Regions from separate parts of the Homo sapiens genome. Here region 2 is linked to region 1. Evidence: read pairs that join two places in POLR2A ChIA-PET (ENCODE). Cell type or tissue: HepG2. All regions are shown on one strand. Links, peaks and the distances in the headings refer to the core of each region. The heading gives the core; the rest is flanking DNA.

Region 1 (14,941 bases), core at 2,655-10,654:
AAAATAAAAATAATAATTAAATATAATTTTTTTAAAATCTCAGAAATAAAACCAGGAATTCTCCCCCCAACCCATTACCACCATTCTCCCAAAAAGATTCAGGTAAGAGTCAAGTCCCCAGGCTTCTGCCAGTGCTGACAGAACTGTCTCTGTCCCTGCCTTATCAAGCTGGGGCGTCCACTCGGTTGCCCATTATTCCTGACAACAAGAGCAAATACAGACACTCTCAGAGGGCTGAGGAGAGGCTAAGTGGAATAAACCGTGTTTAATCTTTAACGAGAGAAATTGCCTTCCCTTAGCAGAGCCCCACCCAGCAGGCTCTGTGGCCCCTCATAATTCAAGTCCGTACTTAATTAAAAAGGGGAGCATCCTGGACTTTCCCCAACTGGCACCAATTCCATTCTCATCCTTCAGCCTGCTGACATTTGTCCGTTTGTCTCTCTTCAACAGAAAGAGAAAAAAATCAAAAGGAAAAGAAAATGTTATATCCTGCAGCTTTCTGAGAGGGCCCGTCCTTGAGCTGGGGCGCTTCATCTAGAAGCAGAGAGGGTTGAAATCTAACAGGAGGAGACAGAACAGGACAAGGAATGCTTTGCATTTGGGAGAGAGCCCTGAGCTACTGCAAATAGCAAGTATGAAAAGCTAGTCACCAGCACCTTCTAAAAATAAAACTTGCTCTCCTTGGGGCATCCTTGATTGCTAGCCTTCCAGCACTGGGCTCCAACATTTCCTCCTGGGACAATATTCCAGAAGAAAGGACGATGCATTTATTTAGCCTTGTTTAAAAATATTAAGATGTGGCCGGGAGCGGTGGCTCACGCCTGTAATCCCAACACTTTGGGAAGCTGAGTCGGGTGGATCACGAGGTCAGGAGATCGAGACCATCCTGGCTAACAAGGTGAAACCCCATCTCTACTAAAAATATAAAAAATTAGCCGGGAGTGGTGGCAGGCGCCTGTAGTCCCAGCTACTCGGGAGGCTGAGGCAGGAGAATGGCGTGAACCCGGGAGGCGGAGCTTGCAGTGAGCCGAGATCACGCCACTGCACTCCAGCCTGGGCGACAGAGTGAGACTGTCTCAAAAAAAAAGAAAGAAAGAAAGAAAAAAAATTAAGATGTTTCTCACTGGGATCCTGACAAGTTCAATTTACAGCTCCTCAGAAGGTAACACTCCTTCCCCAATAAATAATTCTAAAACAATCCCTTGTAGATTTGGCTCCACAGAGGTCATTGTGTTCATTCTTTTACTCCTGGGAATGTCACACTGTCACACACAAGTGGGGGTGAGGAGGGAACCAGAATCTCCCACCTGAAACTTTTTTTTTTTTTTTTTTTGGAGATAAAGTCTCGCTCTGTCGCCCAGGCTGGAGTGCAGTGGCGCGATCTCGGCTCACTGCAAGCTCCGCCTCCCGGGTTCACGCCATTTTGCTGCCTCAGCCTCCCGAGTAGCTGGGACTACAGGTGCCTGCCACCACGCCCGGCTAATATTTTGTATTTTAGTAGAGATGGGGTTTCACCGTGTTAGCCAGGATGGTCTCGATCTCCTGACCTCGTGATCCACCCGCCTCGGCCTCCCAAAGTGCTGGGATTACAGGCGTGAGCCACTGCGTCCAGCCATTTTTAGTTTTTTTATTTTTAGTAGAGACGGGGTTTCACCATGGTCTCGATCTCCTGACATCGTGATCCGCCCGCCTTGGCCTCCCAAAGTGCTGCGATTACAGGCGTGAGCCACCGTGCCCGGCCTCCCACCTCAAACTCTTAACTGCATCTCGGTCTGCTCTGTCTGCCAGAAGAAATCCTTCATGAGTCAGGCTGGGACAATCTGATCTTCTGTTTCTCCCAAGATTCTTGAGGACGTCCAATGCCTGCACCACCCAAGGGAAAAAGAGTCCTCATCTTTAGAACTTTTATATGGAGACTGCTCTCCTCCTCCACAGGGTGCCCCTAGGAATTGAGCAAGACATCAGCTTTATCTGTGCGCTTCCTCTTTAGCCCAATATACTCCCAGCTAGCAGGCTGAAGGAGAGCCCCATTTCTTTGGAGTCTCAAGAGAGATCTCAGGCTGAGTAAAAGATGGAGAGGAACAAGGGAAGTAGTTGTTTTACCTCCCTCCCCAGCACGTTCTCCAAAAGTGGTGCCTTTCCAACCATGTTGAAGGTGATATATATTGACAAGATATTTGTAAAGACATCTATGATTAAAAAATAAAAACCAGGCTGGGTATGATGGGTCATGCCTATAATAACCCCAGCACTTTGGAAGGCCAAGGCTGGAAAATCATTTGAGCCTAGGAGTTTGAGACAATCCTGGGCAACATAGTGGGACCCCATCTCTACAAAAAATTTAAAAATTAGCCAGTCGTGGTGGCGAGCACCTGTAGGCCTAGCTATTCAGGAGGCTGAGGAGGGAGAATCGCTTGAGCCCAAGAGGTCGAGGCTGCAGCAAATGAGACATGATCGTTCCACTGCACTCCAGCCTGGGTGACATAGTGACAACTTGTCCCTGCACCTCCTCCACAAAAAAAAAATCTGCTTAGTTCTATAACATTAAAATAATAAATACATAAGAAAAAGAAAAATGTGCACCAGGCATCTTGGTGCAGGCAGTTAATTTCAGGGGTACATATCCACGTACCCATCATCCAGAAGCCCTGTAATTTAGAGGAAGCAATGTGAAAAGGGGACAATGACACAAGACAAAAGGAAGTCAAAGAGTGGCATGTTTTGGTCATCCTGACCCACCAGCCCATGGGGAGGACCGCAGGCTCCCCATCTTTCATCCCCACCACCTGACCCCTCTGTCTGGTTCATTCCTCTAGTGTCTCCAGTCTGGGAGACACTAAAGGGACATAGGACATTACTTGACCCTATTTATCTCATCCATCTGACCTTGCAGAGCTGTCTCCCAAGGTTACCCCACTGGATTCCACCCTTTAAGGCTCTGGAACTCAGCTCTTCCAGACCATGAGGAAGCTAGGCCTTGAGGATACTTCCATCCTTCTCTCACAGTCACATGGCATAGGTCACCCACAGGATGTCCCCAGCTAACCCAACCCAGAGAACCAAATCCAGCCCTATGCCGCTCATTCTTTGAAACCTGCCCTGGGGAAAGCCTGCTTCTCTGATGGCTCCTGAGCCACCTTGATGTCTGATCCAGATGAATCTATAGCTTCCTCTCCCTACTCATCACAGTGCTCTGATATTCCAGTCTCCTGAGCAAGCCACAGCCTGCCTTTATATGAACATTTGCATATCAAAGCCTCACATTTACATTTTATAACTTAGGCTCCTGGGAAACAGGTCAGAGCTCAGCCCCCAATCTACTAGCGTAGCCGGGAAAGAAGCATTTACCTGTGCAACCCCCACCAAAGATGTGCTGGAGGGTGTCAGGGAGTACGCTGCATGTGTCCACGAAGCTGTGTGTCCAGGAGGGGACTGTGAGCGTCCTGCATCCAAGAGTGTTCCTGTGTATCTCTGGCTCAGGTGTGGCCTCCATCTGGCCTGTTGTGTCTGCATGCCTGTGAGTCTGTGAGTTCAAAGTGTCTGCATGCCTGTGAGTCCATTTGGGGTGGTCCTCAGTCTGTTGTGGGGGGCCTTGGGGTAGATGTGTGTTTGTGAGGGCTCTGTTTCCTCATTTGTAAAATGGTAATGAAAATCCTAATACTTACCTCACAGGATCGTTATGAGGTTGCCTGAGTTAATGCAGGTCATGCACTTACAGCAGGGCATGGCTGTACATGTCGGTTATTGTGACTCGATTCCCAACAGAAATTCCAGCCCCTCTATACCCTCCCCACCAACTACTTCCAGTGGTGTAAGAGGCTAATGTTCCCCTTGGAAATATCACTGTTTTGAGCCTGGACATTCAATCAGAGGTCAGTGACAGCAGCAGTATCTTCTCTTAGCCTGAGGGAGGAAGGCCACTCAGCCTCTGCCAGGGCTGGAGAGGATTGGGAATGTGGAGGGGGCACTTACTCACCAGGGAGCCAGGGGCCCTCCAGAAGAATATAAGAACTCAGAACCTGCAGCCTGGGCAACATAGTGAGACCCTGTCTCTACAAAAACAAACAAACAAATGAACAAACACATTAGCCAGGCATGATAGTGCATGCCTGTAGTCCCAGCTGCTTGGGAGGCTGAGGTGGGAGGATAGCTTGAAGCCAGGAGTTTGAGGTTATAGTAAGCTATGATGGCACCACTGTACTCCAACCTGGGTGACAGAGGGAGACCCTCCTGTCTCTCAAAAAAAAAAAAAAAAAAAAAAAGGCTGGGCTTGGTGGCTCATGCCTGTAATCCCAGCACTTTAGGAAGCCAAGTGGATCACCTGAGGTCAGGAGTTTGAGACCAGCCTGACCAACATGGTGAAACTCCGTCTGTATTAAAAATACAAAAAATTAGCCAGGTATGGTGGCGGGCACCTGTAATCCCAGCTGCTCGGGAGGCTGAGGCAGGAGAATCGCTTGAACCCGGGAGGCGGAGGTTGCAGTGAGCCGAGATTGCACCTTTGCACTCCAGTGTGGGCAACAAGAGTGAAACTCTGTCTCAAAAACAAAAACAAAAAAACTCAGAACCAGAGGGGCACTGGCATCCCTAGAGAGGTCCCATCCTACTGAAGTGCCCAGTACCAACTTAAAGACCTACTGGACTCTTCTTCGTTGTCATGGAGACCACATCAAAGCTGCCTTCCAGGAAGAGCCCTCTGTCCTCCTCTCCACTTCTCTTGGCCAGAACTCACACTTGTCTCTAAACTGGTTCCATCCAGCCCAAAGCTGGGATTTGCTTGGGCTTGTTTCTCCTTCCTTGGGCAGGGTTCCTGCTAAGCTCAATTAATTTGGTCTTTATTGTACCTATTCACTACACAAGCATTTCATGCCACCCTCATAAGCATGCTAACAGGCTGAGGAGGACTTTCAGAGGCAAATGAGCTCTGGAGAGCTCTCCATAGATAAGGATGTCTATACCATGAGGCAGGATGAAAAACATCCACACCAGAGATATAGTCAAGAATGTTGTATATGGCTAAAGGAACTGATTCAGGCTATCATGGAAGGCTTCCTGGAGGAGAGGGACAATAGACATGAGCCTTATAGAATATTACAGCACCTATAGAAAGGGAAGTTTACTTCCATTTGCACAAGCAGATCTCATGGAATGAGCCCTTATGAACACTAAACAGCAATTGTATGTTTTAGCCTTAGTTCTGGCCAGACAGGCCCAAAGAGCTTACATGTGTCATTTCCTTCTCTGAAACTCCACTGCCTCATCTGTAAAGTGGCGGGTGTTAGGTTAGATGAATTTGGGAAGCCACTCCTGCTGGCCTGGCATTTGAACATTCTTTTGTGTTTATCACAAACAGGCAGGATAAAAAATCAGGCTGTCCTCAAAGGAGTGCATAGGCTGGAGACATAGAGAATTGTCTCAGCAAAAAGGCCTTTGAGGATTCATGTCCTTTGTGCCCCCATGGCCACAGCCCAAGCACCCCAGGTCCCCTCAGATGTCTGTCTTGGACATAGCTGCTTGCCTGGAACCCAGCACTGTATCTGACACGATAAATGTTTATTGAAAGAAGTGGTGAATGGATGAGATGACAGAGACTATGACCAGCTTCTTAGCTAAAACTGAAACCCATCCTGCCTCCAGATCATCAGAACCTTTGGGGCTTTTGCTCCTTTTGCTGGCTCTCAGATAAGAGGGAAGATGGCTGAGAGGGAGCTACACTTTCGGAAATCATCTACCCTGGGGCTTCTGGTTTCTGCTGCAATCAGTAGAAAGTGGGTCACAAAACAGCTCTGCAGAGAACAGACCCTTGAGGAAAAGCCTGGATTCTGTGCCAGTTTACATTTATTGATCACCTACTGTGTATCAGTTGTCACATAGCTTAACTCATTTAATCATGGCTTCAGAGGGGTGTACAGGAGAGTGTGAGGGATTTGAGGCTGTAAACCCCAGAGGTGCTGACTAGCTGAGTGACCTCAGGAGAGTTACCATCCCTCTCTGAGTTTCATTTTTAATATCTGTAAGATACAAACGATCCATTTCGCCGGGTTATGGGAACGAAATGAGCACGTGGAAGCGGAGCGCTTCATAAATGCTAGTTATTATTGTTCCTCTGGGCACACAAGCCCGGTCGCCTCCCTCCTGGGCGCACACAGACATGTTCATACTCCCACGTACACGCAGATGCAGAGACGTGTGCAGACGCCAGCCGGAGGAGCACGCGGCGCATCAGACCCAAGACCGTGGCGAGACGGTGAAGAAGCCGCGGGGTCCTCGGCTTCTCTCTTTTTCTCTCGGTTCTTTATGAATGAACTCCAGCCGCGAGTTTTATTTTTTTATGAATGGGAGCCGGAGCACTGAATGAAGCCGGGAGCCAACCCCTACATTCTGATTGGCCCCCGCGGCTGGGAAACTCCGCCCCCCGGCCAGGCCGGACGACTCTCCGGATTGGCGGGCGTGCCCAGCCCTGGGGTTCCATTCACAAAAGTCAATGAAACAAAGGGAAACGGGGGGCGGTGTGGCGGGGCGGGGGGTGGAGAGCTGAGGCCGAGCGAAGGAAATGCACCAATCAGCTGCTCCCCCGGGCTCACAACTGTCTGCTGCGCCCGAAAAACAAGTCGGTGCGCTGGGGACCCGGGGCCGGGGCCGCCTTACTCCGGCCTAGCCCCGCGGCCCTCGGTGCGGGCTCCAGGGCATGCTCGGGACCCCCCGCGGCTCCAGCCCAGACGCCCCGGCCTCAGGTGAGGCTGCGGGAGGGAAAGGGAGGGAGAGTGTCTGTGATTCCCCGCCTCGCCTCCAATGCACACCACACTCACTCTCACCACCCGCCTCCGCAGATTCCAGGGCGGGGGTGGGAGGTGCTGGGATTCAGGGTTGGAGGGGGCGCGGGAGTTGTGGGCATGCGATGGTGTGCGCTTCGCCTGCTCCTCCGCGCGCGCGCGCGTACACACACACACACACACACACACACACACACACACACACACACACGTTCTTATGTAACCGAGCCCGGGTAAAGCAGGGCTGCAGAAAGCAGAAACGGCGAGCCCGGCTCCTGGGAGCAGGTGGGACCTCCTTTGGCCTTTGGCGGGAGGGGAGTGGTGGTGGCGCTCGGCCTGGCAGGCGGAAACCTCGCCATCGCCCCAGTGAGTCGGAGAAGTTTCGCCGTCGGACCCAGAGCCTTGGGACTGCCCCCTCCCCGCCCCCATCGCAGCCCTCCCTGGACGGTGTGCGAACGCAGCCCCCTCCCCCACCAGGTCTCGGCCCCCGCTTGGGGCCCCGGCCGTGCGGCCGGAGGGAGCGGCCGGATGGAGCGGAGGATGAAAGCCGGATACTTGGACCAGCAAGTGCCCTACACCTTCAGCAGCGTGAGCGCCGCGCCGGCCTCCACGCCCGCCCCGCCCCGCACCCAGCCCCTACTCTCACCACAGCCCCCCTCCCCGCAGTCCCAGCGGAGTCCTGGGCTGCCCCGCCCCTGAGTCACCCGAGGACCCCAACCTCGTCCCCCAGACTAAGCGCCTCAGGGTGACTCGCGGGCATTCTCCCCGCTTCTCGCAGAAATCGCCCGGAAATGGGAGCTTGCGCGAAGCGCTGATCGGCCCGCTGGGGAAGCTCATGGACCCGGGCTCCCTGCCGCCCCTCGACTCTGAAGGTAAAGAGCAAGAGAGACAAACCGCGACCCTCCTCCGCCACACACACACACACACACACACACACACACACACACACACGGCCGATTCTGGAACCCCCGCCTGTTTCCCCAAAAAACTCGCCCTCCAAGGGATTTTGGTCATTCTTCTCGGTCCCTACTCCCAAGGCAGGGGAGTCACCGGGTCTTGCTAGGGCCCCTTCTCTCTTACCGTCCCCTCCACCTCACCTCCAATTCCACTATTTACCCCTCAGATCTCTTCCAGGATCTAAGTCACTTCCAGGAGACGTGGCTCGCTGAAGGTGAGTAGTTTTGTGACCTTTTCTATTTTGGGAGGCTGGACAGGGGGACACTCCGTAGCCCCTGGTATTCCACCCTAAGCCCTACACTTCTCCTCTCCCTTCCCTGCCTCAAGGAGTTCTCCAAGGCCCTCTCCCCAGGTCCCTTGCCACTCTACTCACCCCAGCACCCAGCGTGGACACTTATATTGATATTTATTTTCTCTACCCTGAGCCAGGCTTGTGTAACTAGGCTTGAGGATGAATCAGACCATTGTGTGGGGTATTTGCTTATTTGAATGGAACTTGGCCCCAGGCCCATTTTCCTGGTTGAAATTTTCATTTGTAAAGTTTGTTTTGCAGAAGCCGCCAGGCCAAGGTGCATGTTGGGGTGTTGTTGGTGGGGGGTGGGGGGAGAAATTAATTTGTCACTCATCCTCCAGAGTTGCCCAAGCATTGATTCTTATCCCCTGGGTTTCTCTTCTTCCCAACCCCCAGCACCAAACAATTTACTGTCCAAGCCAAAAGAACAACAAAAGTTTAAATAATTCTTTTCGGCAGTCCTTTGGCACAGAGAGCCCAGGGCTCCCTCCCCAAATAGCCTTGATTGTAATTCTAATAGCAAGTGTTCCTCCCTCTTCCATCCCGCTTGAATACCTCTGCCTCCAGGCAAATTCCCCCCTTCCTGTGTGCTGGGGAGTTAGCTGTGAGCTGGCTGGGGTGGGGTCCGTGGCTGGGTCCGTGGCTGGGTCTGATGGGGAAGTGGTGTGTTCAGGAGGTTTCCTGGTTGGATTCTTCAGTGCGTTTTGGTGGGGCCTGAGGGTGTCGCTGGTGGGGCTGCAGGTGGGAGGGAAAATGGTGGTTTAGACAGTCTCTGAGAGGGAAGGGTTAACTACCCCCATCTTAGGGTTTATTTTAACACTATGAAAATGAAGAAGCCAAAACACTAGGAACTCCTTTTTTGAGGTCTTTTTGAGGTATTTTCCTTAGGATCTCCTCATCCCTCCACCCTGGGTATCTAATTTTTTTAAAGCTCAAATCCAACTACCCTGGAACTCTCCATAGAAGCTCGGAGTAAAAAGAAAATGACCCCTGACTAGATCCTTGGAGTGAGACTAGGTCTGTCTTGCCCACTATGATATTCTAAAAATATATATGTTGACAGAATGACTATTTAGCATAGAGCAAGCACTCAAGACATTTTGTGGAAATAATGGCTGAATGGCTGTGTGAGTGCTGGAGGGATCTGGAGGTTCTGAGGGTATTGTGTGCATCATCCCCGACCCTGCAAGTCCTGCATGCCCAGCTCCAATTTACAGGCAGAGCTTTGCCCCGTCTCCCCATCCTTCTTCTGAGGTTCTGGAGCTGGGCTAGAGCTGAAGAATGCAGAGGTGTCAGTTTCCGTGGGCTCTCAAAGACTTCCTTTCCCAGTGCCTGATTTCTCTCTGGCTCACCGGGCTTCATTCCTTGCCTGTCAGCTGAGAGTCCCCACAGTGGGCAGCTCCTAGGGCTGTGAGCTAGGGGTGGGCTGAGGTTGGCATTTTGGCAGCAGCTGGTCCATCTGTGCCTGGGTTTGAGATGGGAGGGGGAGGAAAATGCTCTCATCTCTCTACCTTGGAAGTCCCACCCCTTGGCCAGGGGTCTGGAGAGGGTACAAATGTCTGTCTGTGTCAGTGTCGGTGTGACAGCAAGTGTGTGTGTGAGAGAGAGAGAGAGAGAGAGTGTGTGTGTGTTAGTTACATGCTGCTGCCCTGTACATTTAAATCCAGTGGGTGGGGAGGTGGGGTGGGGATTGCAAGGCGGAGGTGAGGGGGGTGGGCGCTGGGATCTCCTTGGTTCCCTCTCCTTCCTTCTGAGGGAGCAGCTCAGGTTCCCAGCTGGTGATGGATGGCCAGGTCTGAGGGGGGGATGCTGAGGCCGATCGCTCCTTCTCACTTTCTCTGCGGAGACAGATGCAGCTGCCGGGGCCCTGTCCCCCTGCACCATCCCAACACCACCCCAGCCTCCTCTCCTGTCTCTTCCCACCAGGTCAGTGACCCCGGCAACCCATGGGGAGCTTTGGGGTGGCAGGGAGGGACTAGCTTCTTTGGAAACTTGCCAGTGGTGGGACGCATTAGGAGGAAAGGGGACCAGAGCCCAACCTCCCTTTCTCAGTTTGGTTTTTTCCAAAGCCCCAATTTGAAGAGAAGCAGCAGGGGGGTCCTGGTAGTGTGGGTGGGTCTGTGAAGACAGCATTTGGAGGAGGCACAGGTTGGAGCCGGGCAGATACAGGAAGATTCCAGTGTGGTTGCAGGTTCAGTGTCCTGCGTCCGGGCGTTGAAGGGTGAGTGTGAGTGCGGCTTTATGGAGGCAGCTCACATATCCTTGGGGTTGGGTTTTTGTACACAGGGGTGAATGATGTGAGGCTAGGAGGGCGTGTCTGATTTGGGGGTGCCTGGGATCTGTTGAGATGTTGGGGAAAGAATCAGGCTGCTACAGGGAGACCCAGGCTCAGGCAGGCTGAGCCCAATATGTGTCTGGCTATGGTAAAAGATATGCTGGTTTTTTGTCCAAGGTTCCTTTCCAGGCTTGTCAGGAGCCCTGAATCCTTGGGGAAAATGACTTTGTTGTCTATTTGGTAGTAAGGGCCATTGACTCTAGGCCATGACCCCTTTGTGTGAGGCTCAGGTCTGTGGATTCCCAGAAGCCCTATGGATAGGTTGCTGGGATCCTTGATCCCTCTGATACTGTGTGTAAAATTGCTGGAAGTGCACCATACATAAAGGTGTATGGATTTTTTTAGGAAGAGAATGACCCATAGCTTTTATCAGATTCTCAAAGGGATCGATCGATCTGCGCTCCCCTTTTCACAGGAATCACTGCTCCCCAACCCTCCTCCAAGGGCTCCAGTCCCTTTGCCCTTTGGCTGTCCCAATCATATTTGTAGGTCAAAAAAAGACCCCATGTGTGGAGGGCATGCATGGAGGGCACATTTCACCCTGTGCTGTCTTGCTGCTGCAAGAGTGAAGTAAAAGGAATTAGGGTGTGTGCATCCCTGAATATGCGTCCGAGTGCATGTACACTGGTGCCTCGGCATGTCTGTGGGGAGGGATGAGGTTAATCTCCTCCCTAATCTTTCCCAGCTACAATGCCTCCTTCTCCATCTTTCTGTCTCTTCCCCTTCCTGAAGACTCTTGGGGACAAATATGTCCCCTCCACAACTAGTGAACTGGTTCCTTCCAGTACAGAGGCTGCCAGGGTGGGGGCAGGGTAAGGGACAGCGGTGACACAATGGAGCAGAAGCTCTGGAGAATGCCTCTACCCCCTTCACCCTATGACTGGATCCTGGGAAGAGGGTGACCGAGCATATGTAGTGTGGGTGGCTAACCTATGGTGAGCTTCAGTGTATCTCTGTTTTAACCTCTCAGTTCTTCCAGAATCCAGCTTGGGAGACCCCCCAAGCCCCTCCTCTTTTTTTACTAACCCCCCTTTTTGAAAGGAGAGTCCCTAAAATTCTTTCTCTCTCTCTGGGCATTATGCTGTCTTGGCACTTTTCCCACCCCCTCCTTAATCATCTGCCTCGTCCCCAGACAGATAAACTCCATCTTAGTACCGGGATGGAGCTGGGGACAGACCCTGGCACACTGGCTTGGCAGCCAAGACTCAGCCAAGTTAACAAATAAATAAAGAGAGTGGTGTACACTTAAGACGAAACATGGTAATTAAAAATTCTCCTGCTCTCCAGGAACGCGAGGCTCAGTGTTCCTGTTTCTATCCTGTTGACAGTCTCTGGATGACTGAGGGCCCTGGCCTACCCCTTTGGGAGAAGGCCAGTGTTTGGGGGAGGGGCTGAGCTAGGACAGATTTCTCCTGGCTCTGGGAAGAGGATGGCACCACCTCTTTTGGGGTGTGGTCTGTGTGCTGGAGGAAGCCTCCTCCTGGATTCCGGGCCTGGAGGGGTCCCTGGTTAAACTGTCAGGCCCGAGGCAGGAAGAAAGGCAAGATGATGCTGAGGGTTCTCTGCTCTCCAGCACCAGTGACGCCAGCAAGAGATACCCCCAGCCCATTACCTCAATGGAAAGTAGCAGTTAATGAGGCCCCAGGGGTGGGGCCGGAATGCGTCAGCCACCCCTGAGTTCTGCACCACCCTTTCCCTTGGGACCCTTCTTGCCTAGTAGGAGGGAGGGAAATGTTGGTCACTCTGCTCCCATCACCCCAGCTTCCTGCCACCTTGGGGGATGTTGCCTCTGAATGGACCAGAGGGCACAGTGGGGAGCCTGGCTTTGCATCCCTGGGCAGGTGGACAGATTTGGCCTCTTACCCTCTATCCAAATGTGCCTATTTTTAAGGTTGTGGTGGCTGAAGTGAAAGGATTACCTGAGCCCAGGAGTTAGAGGCTGCAGTGAGCTCTGATTGTGCCACTGCACTCAAGCCTGACACAGGAGACTTCCTTATAATAGATTTTAAAATGCAGATGCCTGGGCCCCACCCCAGTCCTATGGAATGGGACTCTCCGGAGGAGGGGACTGGGAATCGTGTTTTTATTTTATTTTTATTATTGTTATTTGAGACAGGGTCTCACTCTGTTGCCCAGGCTGGAGTGCATTGGTGCTATCTTGGCTCACTGCAACCTCCACCTCCTGGGTTCAAGCGATTCTCCTGTCTCAGCCTCCAGAGTAGCTGGGATTACAGGCGAGAACCACCATGCCTGGCTAATTTTTGTATTTTTAGTAGAGATGGGGTTTCGCCACATTGGCCAGGCTGGTGTAGAATTCCAGACCTCAGATCGTCTGCCTGCCTCAGCCTCCCAAAGTGCTGGGATTACAGGCGTGAGCCACCACACCTGGCTGTAATCGTGTTTTTAACAACGTCCTGGTGACTCTTGAATCAGGCCAGTTTGGGAATGGTTGTCTTTTTGCCGTGTTTGTGCTCCTGAAAAGATGTGTGCTGGCTGTGTGTTTCTGTTTGTTCTTGCCAGCGGATTTCATGTCTCATTGATGTCTTTGGTCACTTCAGACCAAAGTATTATTATGTTGACTTGTCCTAAGTTCTCGTTTAGCTGCTGGTGGCTTGTGATTGTTAAACTCCCTCTCCCTAATGCTTCTGTCAAGAAATCAACTATCTATTAATATAAGCCTATGTTTATAAACACTTGGCACCTCTGATATTTAAAGCAAATTGTTGAAGAATATTCTTGCCAAGCAACATATCACAACCTAAAATATCCCCTGTGAGATGTGCTTTCCTGGAGAGGACCTGCCTCTAGTGTTGCCTTGTGTGTGGAGAGGGGGAGCCTGCAGGGAAGGGCTAGGATGGTCAGGATCTCTTCAGTGCATGCCCTCAGGCCCACAGTGCTGACTTCTGCCAGCCTGAGGACAAACGATTATTGCATGTTTATTCATGTAGTCAAGAAATAACAGCACTGAGCGTCTACTCTAACCCTGTGCTGGGTGCTGGGGCATCAGATGACAAAAAAGATAAAGCTCTTGCCCTCACAGAGCTTAACTTCCTGGTGGAGGAGATAGGTAGATAACAAACAGGTAAACATAAATTAATATATTCAGGTGGCAATATGTGCCAGGGAGAAAACAAAACATAGATGCAATAGAGAGCCAGGAGGAACCACTTTGGTTTAGGGGTGGTCAGAGAAGGCCTCTCCAGAGATGTCAAAGTGAGCTGAGACTCTGATGGTCAGGAAAAAAAGAAAAAGGCAAGAAAGCATCTGGGGAAGAAGGAACAAGCTCAGCAGCTTTGAGGGCTAGAAAGGAGACCAGAGTGCTGCAGATTCACAGGCAAGGAGAGGCAGGTCAGAGAGGTAGGCAAGGCCAAGTCATGCAGAGCCTTGGAGGCCAAGGGCAAGCGTTTGGATTTCATGCTTTAAATAACAGAGAGAAATGATTTTATTTCTGTTGTAAAAAGATCACTGTGACACCTAGGTGGAGAGCAAGGGACCATAGGAGGTAAGAATGAAAATAGGGTATCCTGGTAAGAGGCCGTGGGTGAAATCCAAGTAAGAAATGATGGAGCCTTAGCCTAGAGAGAAGCAAAAGAGATGGGATATGTATTTGTATAGGCCGGGGGTGTGGAGGTTTTTTCTAGCCATCTCATACCCCTCACCAGCCATTTTGACCTCTCTGGGCATTTTATCAGTTTCCCCATTGTCCAATCTGAGAGCAGTCTCCAGGGAAGGAGAGAGCAGTCTCCAGGGAAGGAGAGTCCAGCCTCCTCGGGCTACAGGTTCCACTGCATCACCCTAGAACCACTCTCTTCCTGGAATAATATCAGGAAGTTCTTCTTGGTGTCTACATTTCCTGCTGTGATCCATTTATTTTTGAGAGAGGGGCAAAAGTGGGCCAAGACTCTGGGATCAAGGGAGATTCTTAGCTGTATAACCACCTGAGAAGCCCCGCTCTGGGGAGGCCAGAATAAGAACTAGAAATCAGAGTTTGATGTTCAGGTTAGAAGCCATGGATGAGCTGCTGCTGTATTTCAGTTTTCCTGCCTATTCCCCAACCCAGCTCCACCCATCCTGGCATCCTGGGAGAGCTCTTCGGATCACCAACCTTGGGAATCCCTCCCCTCCTTAGCTGCACATTAAGGGGATGAGGCACCTATGTACTCAGCCAGTGTCCTTTGCCTTCTGCAGTGGTCCCAGTCACCAGCCTCCTGCTCTCCCACTGTCATCCTCCTTTTTTATTTTATTTATTTATTTTTGAGATGGAGTCTTGCTCTGTCGCCAGGCTGGAGTGCAGTGGTGTGATCTCAGCTCACTGCAACCTCCACCTCCCGGGTTCAAGTTATTCTCCTGTCTCAGCCTCCGGAATAGTTGGGATTACAGGCGTGCCACCACGTCCAGCTAATTTTTTTTTTTTTTTTTTTGAAATGGAGTCTTGCTCTGTCACCCAGGCTGGAGTGCAGTGGCCTGATCTTGGCTCACTACAAGCTCCGCCTCCCAGGTTCACGCCATTCTCTTGCCTCAGGCATACTCCTGCCTCAGGATTAGCTGGGACTACAGGCACCCGCCACCACACCCGGCTAATTT
Region 2 (14,941 bases), core at 3,399-11,398, 230 kb before region 1:
TCCAGTACAGAGACTATCTTTTGTACTTAGTGGGAGTTCAGGAAATGCTGAGTGGCTTATGGTGGGCTGGCATCTGCTCCAGGAAGGGCTGCAGGAGTCTGATTTATCTCCACCCCAGCACAGGGTATAGCACCCACTGGGTGCTCAACGCATTTGTTGATGAAGGACTAACACCTATTGAGTGCTCGCCATGCAGTGCTGGGTGCCTTCTTTGAATGTCACATTTAACCCTTCCAGCAACCCTAGAATTAGGTACCATTACTATCCCGCTTTTTTTTTTTTTCCCTGCAAACAGGCTCAGGTTAAGTAATTCCTCAGAATTCCAAACCTGACTGCTTTTAAGCACGACGATGACTCTCAATGAATGTTGAAAGCAGATGCGCCCCAGAGTAGGGCTTCTCAGACTTTGACCGTAGGGACCTCCTGGGGTCCGTAAAATGTCCACTCTGATCCAGCAGGGCTGGGCTGGGGCGGGGATTCTGTCAAGCGCCCGGGTGGTGCCTCCACTGCAGGGAGCCGCTCACGAGCCGAACCCGGCGGTCCCTGTAATCATGAAAGACTGAAGCGACCCCTAGGTGTACCTCCGCCACGAAATGTTTATTGGGCCCTGCATTTAATTCAGGGAAGGAAGTTACCGCGCTTGCCAGTTTACAAAGATACACAAACGGCCTGGACCGGGATGGGGCGAGGACCCCTGAGACTCCAGGGCGGTGGCGTCTTCCCCCCGGGACGCGCCCAGGAGTGGCGCGCGGGGCCCCCGCGTCACGGCGCCCGCGCTCCGCAGCTCCCGGAGCCCGGCGGGCCCGCCCCAGGGGCGGGACGGGGCGGCTCCCGGCGCGAGCCCCCGCCCAGCTGATCCGCCGCTCTCCGCCTCGCTTGCTCCTGCCGGGCGTGCAGGGCCCCGCCGCCGCCATGTCGGGCTCGTTCGAGCTCTCGGTGCAGGATCTCAACGACCTGCTCTCGGACGGCAGCGGCTGCTACAGCCTCCCGAGCCAGCCCTGCAACGAGGTCACCCCGCGGATCTACGTGGGCAACGCGTGAGTCCCTTTCGCGAGCCCGGCCCCGCCGTCCCTCTCGGGACGCCCCGCCCACCCGAGGCTGGGGTCGGGGTGTCGCGAGTCTTGGGTTGGGGGAGCCCGGGCGCGATGGCCCCTCCGGGAGCCACAGCGGGGGCTTGGGAGGGGCCTGGAGTCGACGCCTACCCCCGCGCGTGGGGCCAAGGAACTGGAACCCTGCCTGGCCGGGCGCGGCCCTTCCCCGTGGCGGGGTGCACGGAGCCCGGGTGGCGCCTGCCCGGGTCCCAGCCGCCACCCGCTTGGGGCTTGGCCTTGGGCGGGGTCGGGGCTACCATGTTCACTTAACAGGTGACCCTCGGTCGCCCGGCCGGTCTCCTGCCCGCGCGTCATGTGACAGCTGCCTGGTTCTGCAGTGAGGTCACCGCGGAATGTCTGCCTTCGCCGCCATGGCAACGGGCCGACGTCACAATTCGGGCATGGAATTTTCCCGGCCCGGCAGTCCCGGATCAGGGAACCTAAACACCCCAAATGAGCGAGTCCGGGGAGCTGGGCCGGGATTTCCAGGCCCCCACCTTCCAGATGTGATTTGATTTACAGGAGATTCTAGAACGGTCCAGTGATAACCCCCCTAAGGACCTGAGCCACCACCTAGAAAAGGCTCTTGACCTTTCACCCCCAGGCTCTGTCACCCAGGCTGGAGTGCAATGGCGAGATCTCGGCTCACTGCAACCTCTGCCTCCTGGGTTCAAGCAATTCTCCTGCCTCAGCCTCCCGAGTAGCTGGGATTACAGGCGCCCGCCACCACGCCTGGCTACTTTTTGTATTTTTAGTAGAGACGGGGTTTCACCATATTGGCCAGGCTGGTCTCTTGGCCAGGCTGGTCTCAAACTCCTGACCTCATGATCCGCCCACCTCGGCCTCCAAAAGTGCTGGGATTACAGGCGTGAGCCACCGCACCCGGACAGTAAGAGATTTTTTTTAATTTAAATTTTAAATTTTTTTTCTAGTAAGAATGTCTAATCAGCAGGAAAGAACCAGTGTTAACATTCTGAGATGTGAAATAGGAGCCTCAAGAAAGAATATATTAGCATGCCTGTACAGCCTTGGAAAGCCTCAAGTTGGATTTTCACGATACTCTGAGGACCCAGTTACCAAAATCCTAAGCTTCATGGCTCAGCCCAAGGATGGCATGTTGAAAACTCAAAACTAACCCTCCTCCCATTTTACAGAGGAGGAAATGGTGGCTCAGAGTGTGTGAGGGACTACAAGGACAGGGTCAATGTCTTGTTCATGTATGTATTTCCTGACCTCCGCTATGACCTGCTGTTTAGCCTGCCAAGGACTGCCACGGAAATGGGGGTCATCATGGAACTAGAAGGGGTCCATCAGGCCCCAGCCTCATGGGGACAGTTCTCATCCATTCCATCATTCATTCACCAGTCTGAGCACCTGCTTTATGTCAGGCACTGTACAATGTTCATTCATAGTAGAGATAGTAATAATGATAATTGTAAATTTTTTGAATGTTGAATTATTAATAGTATTAGAGGCCTGGCACGATGGCTCACGCCTGTAATCCCAGCACTTTGGGAGGCCGAGGCGGGTGGGTCACCTGAGGTCAGCAGTTCGAGACCAGCCTGACCAACATGGTGAAACCCTGTCTCTACTAAAAATACAAAAATTAGCTGGGCATGGTGCCTGGCGCCTGTGATCCCAGCTACTCCGGAGGCTGAGGCAGGAGAATCGTTTGAACACGGGAGGTGGAGGTTACAGTGAGCCAAGATCGTACCGTTGCACTCCAACTGGGCAACAAGAGCGAAACTCCATCTCAAAAAAAAAAAGTATTAGAGAAGGGAGATGAATGGGAGTGACTCTTCAAAGTGTTTTTTTCTATCAGCCACTGCTTCACAGTCTTGCGCGGTGTCCTAAGCAGGAATAAACAGAGTCCCACAGTGTCAGCCAAAGGCTTCAGGAATTGGAAAGCTCTAGAGACACCCTTCCTCTTGCACCAAGCAGCAAGCAGGCCTTGTTAGCCTCAGGAATCCCGCTTGCTTGGGCAGGTTGGCCATTCAGCTGTCATCACTTCCCAAGTGGAAACCAAGGTTGTACACGTCTGGTGTAGCCAGAGTGGCAATTGCTGATGGCCACTGTAGAAAATACATCCCTTGCCCTCTAAGCACCTCTGACCTTGACTTGGCCAGGGGTGTGGGGGTTCCTCAACAGGGAGGATCAGTGAGCACCAAGCACCAAGAGGATTTGGGCTCCATTCCCTTAACAAAATCAGGGCCGCAGCCACGTCCTCACAAGGCAGAGCCAGAGCCTGTGTGAGCCACATGTGCCAGGCCTTGGGGGTTTTGCAGCAGATGTGGGCATGAGGGGCAGAGTGAGGTGGAAGATAGAGCAGGGCTGGATGTCGGGAGAAAGGAGGTCTTCTCCCAGATCTGCCACCAGCAGCACACGGGGCCTGTGCCCATCCCTCTGCTCATCCTGTTGGGCCTGAGTTCAAGCTCTGTTAAGCAGGGATATTGCCATCCTTGTTCCTCACAGGGCTGCTCGCAGTGGGCAAGCAAGATCACACAGGAGGTGGCATTTTATAAAGTATAAACTGCTATTTGGACTGGGATGTTTTGTGAGATGAAATAAAGGGGCCTTTTCACCATTCAGACCAATTATTATTTTTATTTTATTTTATTTTATTTTTCGAGACGGAGTCTCACTCTGTCACCCAGGCTAGAGTGCAATAGCACAATCTCAGCACACTGCAACCTCCACCTCCCGGGTTCAAGTGATTCTCCTGTCTCAGCCTCTGTAATCCCAGAGTAGCTGGGATTACAGGCATGTACCACCACACCCGGCTCACTTTTGTATTTTTAGTAGAGACGGGGTTTCACCATGTTGGCCAGGCTGGTCCCGAACTCCTGACAGGTGATCCACCTGCCTCGGCTTCCCAGAGTGCTGGGATTACAGGTGTGAGCCACTGCACCCGACCTTAGATAAATTATTTTGTAACCTCCCATAGTTCTGTTGGGGCCACTTACTCCCCAAGTACTAAATCACCCAAAAGAGCTTTGGAAACGTAGCCAGTGGAATGTGGCAGGTAGGATCCCTCTGGGGGCAGGGAGGGGGCTGCCTGGTACGTGACAAATTTATTCTTTTGCACTCATTCACCGCTTATTTATTCAGCACCTACTATGTAGCAGGTACTATAGCAGATGGTGGGGAAACAGACTTAAAGCAGACATGGTTCCTCTCTCAAGGAGCTCACAGTCTGGATGTCTAAACACAGAAGCACAATCAAGCATTAGAATCATAGTGCTCACTACCGTGTCCAGCTCTGTCAATGGAATAGCCCATTTAATACTCATAACAACCTCAAGGAGAAGGCACTGTTATCCCCATTTTACAGAGAGGGAAACTGAGGCACAGAAAGGTTAAATGGCTTGCTTAAGGTTGCCTGGCTAGTACCTGGGCAGGATGCAGACCCAGTTAGTCTGGTTCCAGAGCCCATCTGTAACCAGTTGGCTATGTACACCCCCACCACAGCTTAGGGAGCATGGGGCCAAATGGAATGGAGGGGAGACAAACACTGCGGAGGGTGTGAAAGATGAGAGGGCGCATTTCTCCAGAGAAGGTGGGAAAGAGCATTCCAGACAGAGGGGACAGCATGGCTATGAAACCACCAGTCTATTTGGGGAAGCTGCTGGCAATTCGATATGGCCAGAGTGAGGGAAGAGGTCATAAGATGAGGCAGGAGAAGCTGGCAGGGGCCAGAGCATGGAGGGTTTCCTTGCTTTGCTAAGAGGCTTAAATCCTTCTCCATCTTCCTCCCCCTGGGGCTGCCATTTGGTTGGTTAATCATCCCCACCACTGTCTCCTGTCCAGGTCTGTGGCTCAGGACATCCCCAAGCTGCAGAAACTAGGCATCACCCATGTGCTGAACGCGGCTGAGGGCAGGTCCTTCATGCACGTCAACACCAATGCCAACTTCTACAAGGACTCCGGCATCACATACCTGGGCATCAAGGCCAACGACACACAGGAGTTCAACCTCAGCGCTTACTTTGAAAGGGCTGCCGACTTCATTGACCAGGCTTTGGCTCAAAAGAATGGTAAGGGACCTCCCACCAGGAAAAGATGGGAGGCAGCTCTGACTGGACTGTCCCTCTGGAAAACAGGCCCACAACAGGTCTCTTCTTAGAAACTCCCTTGTTTCCCATCTTCTGGGGTGAACGACAGAGCTGTAGGTCTCTCTCTGCTCACCTGGCTGGCTGTCAAGTGGCCCCGTGTGTCACAGGATGTGCAACTCATTCACACCATGGCAGCCCCAGGGTCCTCGCGTTTGACTGCACTTTGGCTGGAGGTTGGTTTCCAGTTGCTTACACGTCCCCCATTCAAACAGCTGTAACGATGAGGAAGATGTGTTAATGTGTTAATGTGCATGGCAAGAAGTCCTGAGGTGAAGGAGCATGGGGGCTGGTTGATTAAGGGGCTGCTTGATTCAGCAGCTCCATGGTGGCCTCTGGACCAGGCCCTTTCCCTTTCTCTCTTCTGCCACCTCAGTGTTGGGTGCTCCCGTCATGGTCCCAAGATGGGATCCAGTCACCACATCCAAGCAGGACAAAGTACAGCAGATGAGGCCCTGCAGCCATCTCTTCCCACTCTTTTTTTTCCTCTTCTCTCTCTCCTTTTTTTTTTTTTTTTTTTTTTTTAGATGGAGTTTCACTCTTGTTGCCCAGGCTGAAGAGCAATGGCGCGATCTTGGCTCACCGCAACCTCCACCTCCCAGGTTCAAGCGATTCTCCTGCCTCAGCCTCCCGCCTCAGCCTCCCAAGTAGCTGGGATTACAGGCATGCGCCCCCACGCCTGGCTAATTTTGTATTTTTAGTAGAGATGGGGTTTCACCATGTTGGTCAGGCTGGTCTCCAACTCCTGACCTCAGGTGATCCGCCTCCCTCTGCCTCCCAAAGTGCTGGGATTACAGGCATGAGCCACCGCGCCTGGCCACTCTCTCTCTCTTTTTTAAAGAGACAGGGTCTTGCTATGTTGTCTAGACTGGTCTCCAACTCCTGGGCTCAAGCAGTCCTCTCACCTCAGCCTCCTGAGTAGCTGGGACTACAAGCACGTGCCACCATGCCCAGTCTCTCTCTTTAAGAACAAGTAAAACATTTCCCAGAAATACCCCTCACATCTCATTGGCTAGAGATTCACGTGATTGCCTGGCAAGGAGAAAAGGGGTAGCTGCGGTCAGCTTAGGTTGGCAGTCAGCAAACCACAGCCCCCCTGGCCAAATCTTCCAGCCACTTACGAAACACTTCCTGCAGCCCCCAAATATAAGATAAGACTGAAGGAGAACTACCAAGGCGCTGGCAGTCACCAAGGCATTCCAGCAAGAAACCCTAGAAGGCCACAAAGCAGACATCAGCTGAGCAGGCTGGGCCACTTGCCCTTTCTCCCTTTCTGCTTTTAGCTGTTTCTCTCAGCTCCTCCCTTTACCTCTTCGTCTCTCCCCACCCCAAACCCTCCCAGCGGAGGGGACCCCCATGAGGTGTGAACAGCCTTGGCTGTACTACACTGATGACTCTTGGGCCCAGCAGGCTCACTGTCTGAATGATTTCCAGTAAACAGAATTTTCTAGACCACTGGACAGTGAACGCTCAGGGCTCAGAGAGAAGCTTTACTGTGGAGTATCTGCAGACTTTGCTGACAGGCCCCTCATGGTCCTTCCTGGTCACTGTCACCCCCCAACCCTGCTCACCTCCTCCACTCCAGCTGTACTGAGTTCCTCACCCTGTGTAAACATAGGCTGGGCGAAGGGGAAGGATTTTGTTGTTCTCGTATAATAGCAATTGGTTATTCATTCAGGGAATTTCAAGCTCTCTGACTTTGTTTCCTCTTTCCAAACAACTAGGAACACGCCCTTTTTTTGACCTGTCTCAGTCCAGGTGTGCTGGGTCTTTAGTCTGAAAAGTTCTCTCTGCCTCTCCCTACCCCTTCCTCTGGCAAACTCCACCTTGTCCTTGGCATGGTGTCCTCTCTTCCATGAAGCCTGCCCTCAGGCTGGGTCTACTTTGTTCCTTGTCTGTCTCCTTAGCACCTGATGTAGCATCAGGCACATAGTAGGTACACTGCAAATGATGAATGAGCAAGTGATGAAGAATTCCATGGGCTCTAATGCCAAGTATAAATGCTTCTAAGAATGAGTGGCGAAGTGAGTCAACAGAAACATGCTGGCCTCCAACAGTGTGTGGGGCCCAGGGACCCATCACTGAGAGCTGGGTGGGATGGCTGAGGGTACTCAAGAGGGAGCAGTCACTTCTAGCTGGGAAAACAGCTTCATGGAGGAGGTGGCATCTGGGCTGAGCCTAGAGGAATGGGAGGTTGAACTGGCCCCTTTCCCAGTAGGCTCTGTGTGCACTGGGCATGCAGAGTATGTTCTAGATGGTAAGGTGGCTGCTCTGCAGAGGGTCTCATTCCTAGGGTGGGGCAGGGGAAGCCCCACTCTGAATATTTCGGGCATACAGGCCGGAGGGTGAATGGGCAAGAAAGTGGAGGACTCCTGCTTCCTGATTTGGAAGGCATTGGGAAAATAGAGTGGTGTTTTGGGGGTAGGGTGATAGGAGCAGAAGAGACTCTGTTGGACTCTGGGCTAGCAGATTCCTTGCCAAACAATGGCCTTATAGAGGTGTTAGTAGGTAATAATTCACTCAGCTAGTCAGCAAATATTTATTGAGCACATAGTGTATGCTAGAGATTGTAACGCATCCAAAAATCAATGCCCCACATTTCTTGCCTTTTTTTTTTTTTTTTTTTGAGACGGAGTCTCGCTCTTGTCACCCAGGCTGGAGTACAGTGGCTCAATCTCAGCTCACTGCACCCTCCACCTCCCAGGTTCAAGTGATTCTCCTGCCTCAGCTTTCTGAGTAGCTGGGATTACAGGCATGTGCCACCATGCCCAGCTAATTTTTTGTATTTTTAGTAGAAACGGGGTTTCGCCATGTTGGCCAGGATGGTCTCGAACTCCTGACTTCAGGGGATCCGCCCACCTCGACCTCCCAAAGTGTTGGGATTATAGGTGTGAGCCACCGTGTCCGGCCATTTCTTGCTCTTAAAGAATTCGTCCTCTGGGAGAGAAAAGTCAATCTGCGCATGTCTGGCAATGACACAGGACCAGGGCTGCTGTAGTTGAGGGTGTACTAGGTGCTACCAGAGGATGCCCAGTATTGGGTAACATTTATTGAGTGCACATGGATGCCAGGTGCTAACCTAGAGGATTCATGTGTCCTCTCCTTTAATCTAACCACCTTGTGCAATGGGTACTATTGGCCAGATAAGAAAACTGAGGCACCTTGAGGTTAGGTGGATCATGAGTTAATAACCAGTGTATTGGTCAGGATTCTCTAGAAAAAACAGAACCAATAGAATATACAGTCGGTCCTCCATATCCGTGGGTTCCACATCTGTGGATTCAACTAACCTCAGTCTGAAAAATATTAAAAACAACATAAAAAGATGTTATGTCTGTACTGAACATGTACAGATTTTTTTTCTTGTCATTATTCTCTAGATGATATAATCTAATAAATGTTTACATTGTCTTGGGTATCATAAGTCATCTGGAGATGATTTAAAGTATAGGGGAGGATGTGCTGTGCAGAGGTTATTTGCATATATGATGTCATTTTATAATCAGGGACTTGAGCATCTGTGGATTTGGGTATCGGCAGGAGGTCCTGGAGCCAATCTGCCCTGTGGATATTGAGAGATGGTGTCTATTTATATATATATATATACACACACATACACACACACACACACACACACACACACACATATATATACACGCACACACACACTATATTAAAATAACCCCACCTCTACTAAAAGATACAAAAAAATTAGCTGGGCATGGTGGCATGCGCCTGTAGTCCCAGCTACTCAGGAGGCTGAGGCAGGAGAATTGCTTGAACCCGGGAGGCGGAGGCTGAAGTGAGCCGAGATCGCGCCACTGCACTCCAGCCTGGGCAACAAGAAGGAAACTCCATCTCAAAAAAAAAGAAACAAAACACTACCAGCACCCTGGAAAGCACCCCCAGTCTCTATGCTCCACCACCCCCATCCCCAGCTCCCAGGGCCTCTGCCACGCGGGCTTCTTTTTTTTTTTGAGACAGAGTCTCGCTCTGTCACCCAGGCTGGAGCACAATCTCAGCACAATCTCACCTCACCGCAACCTCTGCCTCCTGGGTTCAAGCAATTCTCTGGCCTCAGCCTCCTGAGTAGCTGGGATTATAGGCTCGCGCCACCACACCCAGCTATTTTTTTGTATCTTTAGTAAAGACGGGATTTCACTATGTTGGCCAGTCTGGTCTCGAACTCCTGACCTTGTGATCCAGTTGCCTTGGCCTCCCAAAGTGCTGGGATTACAGGCGTGAGCCACTGTGCCCAGCCCCTTGCAGGCTTCTGACAGCACAGATGGTTTTGCCCGCTTTCCTACTCTGTGGGCTCATCCACCTCATATGTGTGTGCTGCCTCCGTGTTGCTTCTGCTAAGTGGCAGTCTGGTCATTCTTTGTATTTGTCCTTTCTACTGTGGATGGGCCTTTGGGGGTTTCTAACTGTGGGCCATGATGTGCAGTGTTGCCTGTGAACATTCTGGCCCATGTTCGTGAATGTGAATGCGTATCTCTATTGGACCTGGGCCTGGGAGTGGGATTGCTGGGCCAGAGGGGATGCACGTGTTCAGCTTGAGGAGATACCGCCGTGCCGCACAGCTTTCCAAAGTGGTTGTGCCAATTCACGCCTCACCTCCCCCAGCCACGCAGAAGAGTTCCAGTTGCCCCATATCTTCACCAGCACTTTGGGTTTTCCATCCTTTTCATTTTAGCCATTCTGACAGGCACACAGTGGCGTGACATTGTGCTTTTAAGTGGCACTTCACGGAAGAGTCTTGACCAACGCCATGGTGTGATGGGACGCCCCCAGCTCACCACGTCTCCCCTGTTTCTTACAGGCCGGGTGCTCGTCCACTGCCGGGAAGGTTATAGCCGCTCCCCAACGCTAGTTATCGCCTACCTCATGATGCGGCAGAAGATGGACGTCAAGTCTGCCCTGAGCATCGTGAGGCAGAACCGTGAGATCGGCCCCAACGATGGCTTCCTGGCCCAGCTCTGCCAGCTCAATGACAGACTAGCCAAGGAGGGGAAGTTGAAACCCTAGGGCACCCCCACCACCTCTGCTCGAGAGGTCCGTGGGGGAGGCCGTGGGCAAAGGTGTCCCGAGCTGCCATGTTTAGGAAACACACTGTACCCTGCTCCCAGCATCACAAGGCACTTGTCTACAAGTGTGTCCCAACACAGTCCTGGGCCACTTTCCCCACCCTGGGGAGCACATAAAGAAGCTTGCCAAGGGGGGCGTCCTTGCTCCCCAGTTGTCCTGTTTCTGTAACTTATGATGTCTTTTCCCTGAGATGGGGGCTCAGAGGGGGAAGGCCTGTGGCCTGCATGCTTCCCGATGGCCCACGGCAGGAGGTGTGTGGAAGTGTAAGGCCTAAGATGCTCACAGAGGTCCCTCATGACCTCCCTTCCCCAACTCCCGAATCCTCTCTTGAGTGTGGACCTCAACACCTTGAGCCCTAGTAAAGGAACTATGCAAATGCAGGCCACTCTCCCCACCACGTCTGTGCCCTGCACTGTCCCCACAGCCTTCCACACCCTGTGCATAGGCAGCCCTCTCACGTCTTGAGGTCCGAAGCTGGGGTGGGGGTGTCCGTCAGTTATTAGTGGATGGAGATTCCCACAGCAAGGCTGCATTTGAATGATTTCCTTAGGATGAATGGTCCCTACACAAAGAGGCCTTGTGGGCAAACCTGGAGAACCCTCCTAAATCCATAGAGTTTTCAAAATGTGAATCTTTGGAAGCCTTGAGTTCAGAATCTGCTGCTCTGGAATATTTCCCTTCGATCTTATCTCAGTCACTTCGTTTTTGAGAAGAGTGATGCCTTGGGCATGCTTTTTTTTTTTTCTTTTTTAGAAAACAGGGAGTTGAAGTCCAACCTATTTAAAAACCCCACCATTTGGAGAATTACAAGGGTTTTGTCCTGAATTGTAGTGTTGGCAAGCCCAAGCCACTCGTGCTAACTGCTTTTTGTCTCGGTTGCTATTCCAAGAACAGAAGGAGGAAGTTGGCCAATTACAGCGTGTGTGCATGGATGTGTGTGGGGGGCGTGCCTCTCAGAAACGCGGCCAGAAGACAAGCAGGGAAGTGAAAGGTCCCAGGCACACACCCTGCCCATTGCAGGTGGCTCTTACAGCTCTCTGGTGCCAGCACGGGATCCCTGAAGTGACTCAGCCAGGCAGACATGAGACATGGCGGAGTGTCCAAATGGATCCTTTATTGGTGGTAGAGCAAAAAAACCCAAACACGATAAACCTTTCAAAAGACTTTCTAAGGATGATATTGGAATGCACCAGCCCTCACATGTGTATGCACATTTGCCAGAATATAAGAGTTTTGTTTTAAATACAGTCTTGTTAGGATTTTACGTTATTGTTATTATGGAAAGTGATTGTGATGCTATTTATCTTCAGGGTCACTCTGGGCAAAGAGAAGGTCCTCAGCCATGCCCCCAGCACCTTGCACATAGGTGTCTGATAAAAGTTTAAGAAAGTAAACACTTTTTGAGCACCAAATATATATAGGGCATTGTTCTGGTGGGTGTGTCACGCTCCCAGAAGACTGAATTCATGGTAGGATCACTCGCAAGGCCTTGTGAAGGAGTCTTACCTAAAACGAAAGAAATATCAGGGACTTTTGTTGACTATTTACAACTCAGTTTTACATTTAAATTCAGGCAGTGTTAATATGCCAAGGTAGGGAATGTGCCTTTTTCAGAGTTGGCCAGGAGCTCCTGGCTGGGACACGGAGAGGCAGGTGTGGCGTAAGGCCTCACTCCCGGCTGGGAAGGTCTCTGATCACACAGAAGCAGCCCTGCCCAGCCTGGTCATTTGCTGTCCGCTTTTCTCTGTGACCACAGCAGCCCTGAACAACCAGTATGTGTCTTCTTCTCCAGATAGTGAAAAAGGTGTCCAGATAAACCCACCTAAGTGAAATGGCCATCCTCTAAACTGGGTACCTCACTGCACAGCTTCTAGGTAGCCTTCCAACTTAATCTAACTTGAGCCTCACAGTAACCCTGTAAAGTTAGTAGAGCTTGTTCTTGTATTGTGACCTTTTTTAAAAAAAAGGAACTGAGGTTCAGAATGATTAAGGGCCTGGCCCCCAGGGTTGTCCAGCTCCATAAGGTGGAGCTGGGCAAGATTTTGGGTTTGCTGCTCCCTGAAGCTGGATTCTTTCATACGATACTCTTTCTCAAGAAGGGGGCTCCCTGGGATCTCCAGGTGTACTGCACTTACCCTCAATCCAGCCCCGGAGAAGCAAGTGAAAAGGGTGGGTCCCTCATAGGCTAGAATGTGCAGCTCTTTCTCCAGGTGGGATGTAGCACCCCGAAGTAGAGCTTTCTGCTCTGCTCCTGGAAAAGGCTAGGGAGCTGGGGCTGGGGCTCCCCTCCCATGACCAGGCAGTGGTCACCCCATGGGACAGGCACAGCTACTTACGCGAACACAGCAGGTTGGTGTGGCTGGCTAACTAGGACCTCTCGAAAGTCTCTGTGGGGGCATGAGGGAGAAAAGGCCATTGGGAGAATTACTGCCTTTACTTTGGGACTACTTTTATGCTGATAACTTGGGATTTCTTGATAGTCCTTCACCCCTGAAACCCCGTATTTACTTAACAAGATTTAGCTCTTAGTTCTTCAAGTAAAATTAAAGTCTCTTGTGTAAGAGCCAACACATGCCCAGCTGCGGATGGGAGCTGTTCCTGGACAGCCTTCTACTGCCTGGGAAGTGATGGAACAGGAACTCAGGGTGCCCTTACCCCCTCCCCAGACCTGTTCCCTTTCTTTGACTGACAGAGCACCATCCAGGCAAAATTAGAGCGCCAAATGGTTTTCTTCTCAATCTTAAAGCAGTATACCTTTCCACAGGCTCGTCTGTGTCCCTGCCACTCTGAGTTATCCAGAAACCACCACCTACAAATGAGGGGACTCATCTAGAAGACCTCTAAGGTCCCCTTTTGGCTCTGAGGGGTCTCTAATAATCCCCACTTGGAATTCAGCACCGCAAGGAAATTATGGGTATGTGAGCCATAATATGATGGGCAGCAGGTGGCGCTGCCTTCCACCCATGGTGATGGATGGTTTGGAAAGGGAATGTTGGTGCCTTTTGTGCCACAAGTTAAGATGCTACTGTTTTAAAGGAAAAAAAAAAAAAAAAGTACTGATCTTCAATATGAAGACATGAGCTTTTCTCGCAGGAAATTTTCTTTTTCACAGAACTGGTGTCAGGAATCACTGAAGGGCTAACCGTGATAGTCCTTGCAAGTAAGTCAAGGTTTTATCCTGATTGGAAATAGAAGACATTTCCGGTTGAGAGAACAGATTCGTTGGAAGCTTAACTTTTGTTGCCTCTTAACGCCACCAAATTTTAGGGTAATTTGATTATGAAAGAGTGAATTTTTCTGGACAGAAAAGGGAGAGCTACCAAATTGTTTTTTTCTTTTTAAAAGGAAGTTTAATGTCCGTTGTATCACAAATCAGTGTTAAAACACCAGAACTTTAGCCAAAATAAATGTCTTACATTACAAAGGTATTGTTTTTTTGTCCTTCTTATCACAGTTGGTATTCTTTTACGTTTTTATGCTTAGCTTTTTTTGTTTGGGCTTAGCTTTTATATTTGCGATTTCTAACTTTTTAAAAATAATCATCTAAAACATAGCCGTTCTGAGCTAGTTATAGGTTCCATGATGGCACTGTTTATGCAGTAGATATTGATGAACACCTTTCCAGTACCAGAAATGTTCTGGTAGGAATATTCTTAGGTAGAATGGCCATAATGGTCCTGAATGAAGGAGGTAAGGTTTGTGCTTCTAAGAAAGCAGGGGACTAGGGTGTTCATCTCAAGGTAGCCTCACGTGATGACTGGGTGACATTTTGAGATTTGAGTGATCCTGCAAATGAACAGTCCCTAAACATATCCCCTTCCCCCAGATGCCTTAAATTCCACTATTGGTGCTATGTTCCTTTGAATAAAAAACCTTAGAGAAAGTAGTTGCCTTTTCCTCCCAGACAGAAGTCTGGGCAGAGAAAGCCTCTCGAGGTTCCCATTCCCTCTATCACATGAAGCAATTGGACTCGCTTCCTGTTTGTCAAGACTCTGACAATGTAATCTTTATGGTTCTACACAAAATCTTAAGGCAGAGCACTAAAATATAAAACAGGTAAAAGTTTTTAAGTATAATTTTTAAAAAATTTTTCATTAAAAATAATACTATATGTACATAGTAATACACTTAAACAATGCAAAAGGCTTATACGGAAAAGTGAGTCACTTGCTCCTTCAATCTGTCTCCCCATAAGCATCATATCCTTAAAGGAAAATGTCAAGCATATATAAGCACACATATGTGCATACGTGTGTATATACAGAGATATCTCTGCTTTGTTGTTTGTTTTGCTTAGCTTATATTATGGTTATTGTTTTTATTGTTCTACCCCCTTCATCTTAACAGCTACATAGCATTCCATTGTGTATGGATGTGTAAATAAAGACAAGGTGATTTGGACATCCCTCAATGCAGGGTACTGCCTAAAAGCAGAAGTTTGCCCTCCTAATCCAGATATTTCCTTTTTACCACCTACAAGTGGGAGCAAAATCTGTTTTAAAATGCAGCCAATAAGGAGAATCCTCAGTTTCCATTAATTAGAGATAGGGGCCTCCTCCAGAACCAAGTAGAGAATGAAACCGGATGACCTTTGAGAGTCCTTCCAGATCAAAGATTCTATGATCCCAAGGAGTCAAAGGAGCATAATATACT

What was found. Peaks named below come from ENCODE experiments on the same cell type or tissue, not always from the same donor. Only the 100,000 strongest peaks of a DNase experiment are listed, where the experiment ranks them.
Region 2: POLR2A ChIA-PET joins it to region 1 with 10 read pairs; 2 of 35 experiments call an interaction of 5 or more read pairs at or near these places.

Annotation. Positions count from the first base shown.
Region 1 is chr17:43,537,978-43,552,918 of GRCh38, reverse strand. ETV4 (ETS variant transcription factor 4) reads left to right here and starts at 6,579. Exons shown (of 13, transcript NM_001079675.5): 1 at 6,579-6,734; 2 at 7,251-7,361; 3 at 7,552-7,645; 4 at 7,897-7,944. The coding sequence starts at 7,302. It also overlaps a transcript of DHX8 not described here. RefSeq lists enhancers at 6,154-6,313, 6,435-7,212, 7,213-7,990, 12,017-12,517 and silencers at 6,404-6,453, 6,474-6,613, 6,664-6,783, 7,234-7,283, 7,324-7,383. In HepG2, for the core only: a CTCF peak has its summit at 8,743; DNase peaks (open chromatin) are centred at 6,528, 6,848, 7,268, 8,218 and 1 weaker place; H3K4me3 peaks cover 4,871 bases; H3K27me3 peaks cover 653 bases.
Region 2 is chr17:43,764,896-43,779,836 of GRCh38, reverse strand. DUSP3 (dual specificity phosphatase 3) reads left to right here and starts at 860. Exons shown (of 3, transcript NM_004090.4): 1 at 860-1,037; 2 at 4,899-5,125; 3 at 10,023-13,712. The coding sequence starts at 913. The coding sequence ends at 10,228. RefSeq lists a silencer at 680-1,369 and an enhancer at 1,302-1,596. In HepG2, for the core only: no CTCF peak of the experiment used is centred there; a DNase peak (open chromatin) is centred at 7,676.